Linked DNA regions of Homo sapiens: region 1 is linked to region 2. Evidence: chromatin contacts called from ENCODE Hi-C data. All regions are on one chromosome and are shown on one strand. The core of a region is the stretch at or near the end of the contact, and the rest is flanking DNA. Distances in the headings are between cores, read along the strand shown. Region 1 holds the start of PRR15 (proline rich 15). Region 2 holds the start of HOXA7 (homeobox A7).

The links. A loop is a pair of places that touch in the nucleus more often than their neighbours do. Pooled maps may share reads with other maps.
Region 1: a loop to region 2 is called in a pooled map, with 14 times the contacts of the local background. The contact joins the promoter of PRR15 here to the promoter of HOXA7 in region 2. A Hi-C loop is called at or near these places in 3 of 37 single-sample maps with no recorded cell type and 3 of 50 pooled maps.

The regions. Positions count from the first base shown.
Region 1 is chr7:29,561,878-29,565,253 of GRCh38, forward strand. It overlaps PRR15 (proline rich 15), which reads left to right and starts at 1,958. Exons shown (of 2, transcript NM_175887.3): 1 at 1,958-2,500. It overlaps PRR15-DT (PRR15 divergent transcript), which reads right to left and starts at 1,814. Exons shown (of 2, transcript NR_183550.1): 1 at 1,511-1,814.
Region 2 is chr7:27,155,024-27,157,929 of GRCh38, forward strand. HOXA7 (homeobox A7) reads right to left here and starts at 1,652. Exons shown (of 2, transcript NM_006896.4): 1 at 1,144-1,652; 2 at 1-199. The coding sequence starts at 1,522. HOXA-AS3 (HOXA cluster antisense RNA 3) reads left to right here. Exons shown (of 3, transcript NR_038832.1): 3 at 1-905. RefSeq lists an enhancer at 1-80.

The DNA of each region.
Region 1 (3,376 bases), core at 708-3,207, 2.4 Mb after region 2:
TGATGACTCCTCAGATAAAGGCATTCTTCCATGATTCAATTTCATCTGTAAAGTAATGGCACTATGATGAATTATCCCATTCTCCCCTCAAAGTTGGTGGCCTGCCTTTGTTCAATCCTGCTTCTGTGATTGAAAGTTTATGCTCTAAAAGTAATCCCGAGAAATATATAAAAATGCATGACTTCCAAATACCCTGTGCTGTGCATATCATAGAAATTCAAAGAATCCCAAACTAAAAAGTAAATCATATATTCATATTTTTATCTTTCACAAATTGAAATACTCTCTAAAAATTTTTTCTACTAATTCTATATTGCAAATTATTTGAGTTAGGCAGTATGTCTTTCACTACTTTTTTTTTTTTTTTTTTTTTTTACAGACAGAGTCTCACTCTGTCACCCAGGCTGGAGTGCAGTGGCCGGATCTCAGCTCACTGCCACCTCCACCTCCCAGGTTCAAATGATTCTTGTGCCTCAGCCTCCCCAATAGCTGGGAATACAGGCGTGCACCACTACACCCACCTTGTTTTTTATTATTATTTTTAAGTAGAGACAAGGTTTTGTCATGTTGGCCAGGCTGGTCTCAAACTCCTGGTCTCATGTGATCCACCCGCCTCGGCCTCCAAAGCGCTAGGGTTACAGGCTTGAGCCATCTTGCCCGGCTGTCTTTCACTGCTTTTATACTGCAAACAGTTTTCACAACAGAGATGCTCAGTTGCTCCACACCCAGTCCTTCAGGGGAGTTATGCTTGCATATGAGCTCAAGGAACATCAAAATCGTTTTTTGAAACAAGAGCATCCTGGAAGATGAAGCAAGCTGCACCTCTGCCTTCATTAGTGAAAATGCCCTGTGCCAATATCTTTATGTCAAATGAATAAAAAGTACTCTTGGCCGGGCGCTGTGGCTCACGCCTGTAATCCCAGCACTTTGGGAGGGAGGCCGAGACGGGCGTATCACGAGGTCAGGAGATCGAGACTATCCTGGCTAACACGGGGAACCCCGTCTCTACTGAAAATACAAAAAATTAGCCGGGCGCAGTGGCGGGCGCCTGTAGTCCCAGCTACTCGGGAGGCTGAGGCAGGAGAATGGCGTGAACCCGGGAGGCGGAGCTTGCCGTGAGCCGAGATCGCGCCACTGCAGTCCAGCCTCGGCGACTGAGCGAGACTCCGTCTCAAAAAAAAAAAAAAAAAAAAAGTACTCTTATGTGACCAGGAGTGCAATCCCCGGTTCACTTCCTGCAGTGGCTCAGGGCTGGATTTACACTGCCCTCGTTGGGTGGCTGTCCATGGACTTCCAGGCCTGAAAGAAGGAAATTCACATCCTCACTGAGTCGTGTTAAGAGTCTCAGACTGGCAGGTTGTGGTGGTTAAGACCGTAGAAGCTAGAGTCAGGCCCCCTGGGTTCCAACCCTGCTCTGCCACGTACCAGACAGGCAAACCTGAGCAACCATTTTCCCGTGCTAGGGTTTCCTCGCCTGTCGAGTGAGAATAATAATAATAACAATACCTACCTCCTAGGGTTGCTGTGAGAAATAAATGACAATCCACAGAAAGCGCCTGCAACGGCGCCTGGCTGGCAAACAGCGGACTTGTTAATTACAGCCTTTCAACTAAGGGCGCCTGAAACTCGCAAACATTTTGCTCGGGTGTGGATTCGCTCCCGTTAGTTACAAACTTGGGATCCCGGGACCCGGAAAGCAAGGGGGAAAAATAAATCGCGATGGGGCCAAGGGACAGCTGCTGCGGCAACTTTTACCCAGCGGAGCCCACCTACAGCCTCAGCCTCCGGGTCTCAGGTCTCCGCCGTTTCTTCTCAAGGAGTCGGTCGGGGGAGCGGCACTGCACAGCTTTTCTCCAATCAGACACCTCAAGGCTGGCGCCTGATCCAATCTCCTCCCCTGGAGGGTGGGAACGCGAAGTTCCTACCTGCACCTGTGGCAGCGGTGACCGCCTCCTGGGTTATTTTCTTTTCTCCCCCAGCTGCCCCAGGGTTCTGGTTTCCCGAATCACTTGGCAAATAACCAGCAGGTGGGCAGATGTCTTTTTTGCGTTCCTACGGACGCGTAGGCAAGTTCGATGCGCCGGAGTGAACAGCCAGGGTCCCATCTCTCAGCCGGCTCCCGGGCGGTGCTAGCAGGGAAGAGGGACGCGCCGGCGAATGAAACACTACTAGCCCGGAAAGCCGCCCTGGACCTTCCACCCGGGCAGCGAGTCTGGCGGCCCCTCGCCGCCGCCCCCTCCGACCAGAACAGACTGCGCTGCGAGCCCCGGGCTTCCGCCGCAGCGCGCAGCAATTGGAGGTGCCAGAGGAGACCAGCAGCAGCACTTGATTTAGCTGGGCTGCGGGAATTCCGACCTGTACACTTTCCAGAAGCCTGATCTCTCCAAGTCCGCGCCCAGGGACTCGAGCCCCGGCTTCCAGGTTGACCCGAGCGCGCCCCCTTCGTGCTCTCGGCCGCGTTCACCGCGCGAGGCCTCCGGGTCCTGTTAAGCCCGAGCAGGTGAGCGACTGGGGGTGGTTCGGCGTCCGCCGAGACAGAGCCTGGCCCCGGGGGTCACCCTGGGGTGCTGCCTGGTACCTCCCAGGTACCCGCCTCCCGGAGCCCTAAGAGAGGCTGAAAACCACGGACGCTCCAGGACTCCGTTTTCTGTACTTTTGAGTAATTTGCCATCTTTTCCTTGCGCAATTCGTACAAAGCCCTTCCGTGCTCACAAAGTTGATGATTGTGAAGAAGAAAATGTAGGTTAGAGGAGAGGAAGCAGCATCAGGACACCTTACCACCACTGTTAGTAAATGACTTGGGGGTACGGGTTGCTTTTCCGATCTGCAAAGTAGGAGGGAATGGGATGTTTGCAGACGCAGTTGCTAATTGTGCCTGAGGGCGTGGGTGCCTTTTGTACCGAAAGAACTTTTGGCCGTTTTTTCTTGTATTGTTTTCAAGTCGCTGCCCGAGTGTGTCCTCAGGGCATCCTGGGGAGGAGCCGGTGTTGCGGTTTCGGGGCGCAGCCGAGGCCGCCCCGCCGCCTCCCGTAGGCGATCAGACTTCCTCTCCCTGGCGGTTCCGGGAGGAGAACCTCCTACAACAAACACCGCCGAAGTTTCCCTCTCCAGCGCGATCGCCAATCCCAGGAGCGCCCGGCGCGTGGGCTGGGAAGGAGCCGAGCGGAAACCTGGAAGTGAGCCGCGGCGCAGGCGAATCCTGCCGTTGCTGGTGGCAGCGCCCAAGAGACCCCGCACAGAAAGTGGGCTGGGAGTCTCGCTTGCTGTACCCGCACCTAAGTGCTCAGAAGCGGCCTTTCGCTCTGCAGAGGGGGGGTCTTAGAAGCTTGGGGAAGAAGCACATTGTTTCGGAGTTCCTTGTTGCGTTCTTTCTCCT
Region 2 (2,906 bases), core at 402-2,901:
CCTTCGTCCTTATGCTCTTTCTTCCACTTCATGCGGCGGTTCTGGAACCAGATCTTAATCTGGCGCTCGGTGAGGCAGAGCGCGTGGGCGATTTCAATGCGGCGGCGCCGCGTCAGGTAGCGGTTGAAGTGGAACTCCTTCTCCAGCTCCAGCGTCTGGTAGCGCGTGTAGGTCTGGCGGCCCCGCTTCCTGTCAGGTCCTGAGAACAGACATGCAGACACATGAACACAAGGACAGACAAGTAGACAGGGCACTCGTTAGGCTGCTGTCCCAGAGCCCGCACCTTCCTCCTGGCCTAGTCCCCAGCGAGCATCCCCCTCTGCCCCAGGCCCCGAACTGAGCTAGGGGAGGAGGGGGAGTGTTAGGGAAAGACCCCAACTGCAGTGCCAGACGCGCAGGCAGCTCTGTAATGAGCAAAGGCACAGAATCTCAACTTTACAACCGACCTTTCCAGCCGGCTAAGCTTCCACAATGTCCTGCTTCCTCTGACAAAGGAAAACTGTAAATATAGAGTGTGAGCAAGTGGGAAACGCTGCACTTTTGCCATTCAAAGATGAGCCCGGCCATTCCCCTGCCTTGCTAGGCAAGTGGGCGACTCTTCCCAGCAGCCTGAGCCCTCATCCCCAGGACCTTCCTAGGGCACCCCGACCCTCTGTCCTCATTCCCTCGCCCCCATCTTGAAATGGACCCTGGCACAGGGTCGGGTGAGAGGCCCTGGAGGGCTTGGCTCTCCTAGCTTTTGAGAAAGAAATGTCAGGCAGCAAGGAAAATGAGGAGAGAGAGAAGAAGAAAGGGAGGGAGGGTGACAGAGGAGGGAGAAAGAGAGACAGAATAGCGAACAAACTTAATGTTAAAATTCCAAGACAAATGGAGTTAAATAAATTTACGAGGATCGAACCCATTAATTGGGCCATAAAAAGTTTTATGAGCCTCATTTACATACAATGCTATGGGCTCCACGCAATGGCGCCTCCGCTCCAATTAAAACCAGAAAGGCTGCGCCGGGAGTCACGGGGCTACCGGCTCGCAACAGCCTGGCTCCGCTCTTCCGGCCCCGCGCCCCGCGCTCCGCGCTCCCCAGCGCTGCGCTCCCCGCTCCCGGTCCCGCTCCGCCAGCCTGGCCCGCCTAGCGACTGCGCCTACCTGAAGACCGCATCCAGGGGTAGATGCGGAAATTGGCCTCAGCCGCGCCATGCAGCGCGCCCTCGTCCGTCTTGTCGCAGGCGCCTTTGGCGAGGTCACTGCAGAGCCCGGGGATGTTTTGGTCGTAGGAGGCGCAGGGCAGGTTGCCGTAGGCGTCGGCGCCCAGGCCGTAGCCGGACGCAAAGGGGCTCTGATAAAGGGGGCTGTTGACATTGTATAAGCCCGGAACGGTCGAGGCGAAGGCGCCGGCGCCCGCCCCGTAGCCGCTTCTCTGTGAGTTGGGAGCAAAGGAGCAAGAAGTCGGCTCGGCATTTTGGAACAGAGAAGCCCCCGCCGTATATTTGCTAAAAAGCGCGTTCACATAATACGAAGAACTCATAATTTTGACCTGTGATTTGTTGTCCGGCAGCTTTCAGTGTCGGTTTTACGAGGTAGAGTGATATATGATAACATTACACCCCCAGATTTACACCAAACCCCATTTTCTTTTGGACGGAGCTCGCCGCAGCACGTGACCGCCCACATGACCGCCTCCGCCAATCTCAGCAGTCCTCACAGGTGGTCTCGCTCCGCAGGGCCCGCAGCCGCCTAGAATGGAAGGGCAAGAGGCTCAAATATGCGGCCAAAGAATCCGCCCGCGCCCGGCGGGCCTGGCGCGTCCCGCGGAAAAAGACCTGGAGGCTCCGCGGGAGCGCCCAGCTGGCGGCCAACCTCCGCACTGGGGTCTGCGGACGCCAGGCGGCCCGGCCCCACGCAGCACCCCCCACCCCGCCCCCCCGCCGACTCCTGCTAGTGAGCCCTGGACCAAGCTTGGGATCCTCCCCATCCCTCTCCTGTCCGCCTGCCCAGACCCTGGAAGGGTCTCTGTCCCCCGCAACAGCCTGCCCCGCGGTGGCCTTGTGGGCAGGACTCAGCTATGAGCAGATCGACTCTGCCCAAGTCTTCTCTCACCCAGGTCCAGTGGGCGACAGGCCGGACTTAGACTCGGATCCAGACGGGGAAGGCGCAGCATCTCTTGCAGCTGCAGAGAGATTGCCACCGCAAACTGGAGCCATGTGGTTCGAATAAAGTCAACGTCTCCCAGCTTCCTTTCCTTAATCGGAGGCACACTGTTTATCCGCCCTAAAGGAAGCAGTGAAATATTTATCTATTAATGAGACTCATTTGCCAACAGATTTATTAACGTGGGGTTCCCCTCCCTCCTCCCGGACGCTGTAGTGCTGCAGGCTCTGTGCCTTCGCTCCTGGGCACCTGGCTGGCTCCAGCAGTCCGATAAATTGCTAAAGATTCCTTTGTCCTTTCCACAACTTCTGGTTCCCCTCTGGCGCATGGGGAGCCAGGGCTGTTTCCCCCAGCTTGGAAAAATCTCGGGCCTGCACCCTTCCAGGCACTCCCAATACTGGAAGGTTTCTGGGGTAGGCCGGGGTGCCTGGGAACAATACATGCTTTAGAGCGGATTTGGAGAGGGGGCTCTGGCGTCTAGGGACTGCAACCCACTGTGGACTTCCTTTTCTTTTGAAGACACCGAAAACAAATAGGGGAAACCACCCCCTAAAGGCCACCCAGCTGTGGAGGCTTCACCTATCCAAGTACCAGCTCACATGGAGCTGAGCGCACAGTGGTCTCACTTCCTCCCATCCAGGCCTCCAATTCCTACCTTCCAGGCCTCCGACCCCTGCACCATGTTGCACCAGCTGAAGCCCCTGCCGCCCACCGCTCGGTGGAGGATGGTGGGGAGAACCCTTCCCCTAAACGCCTCATAA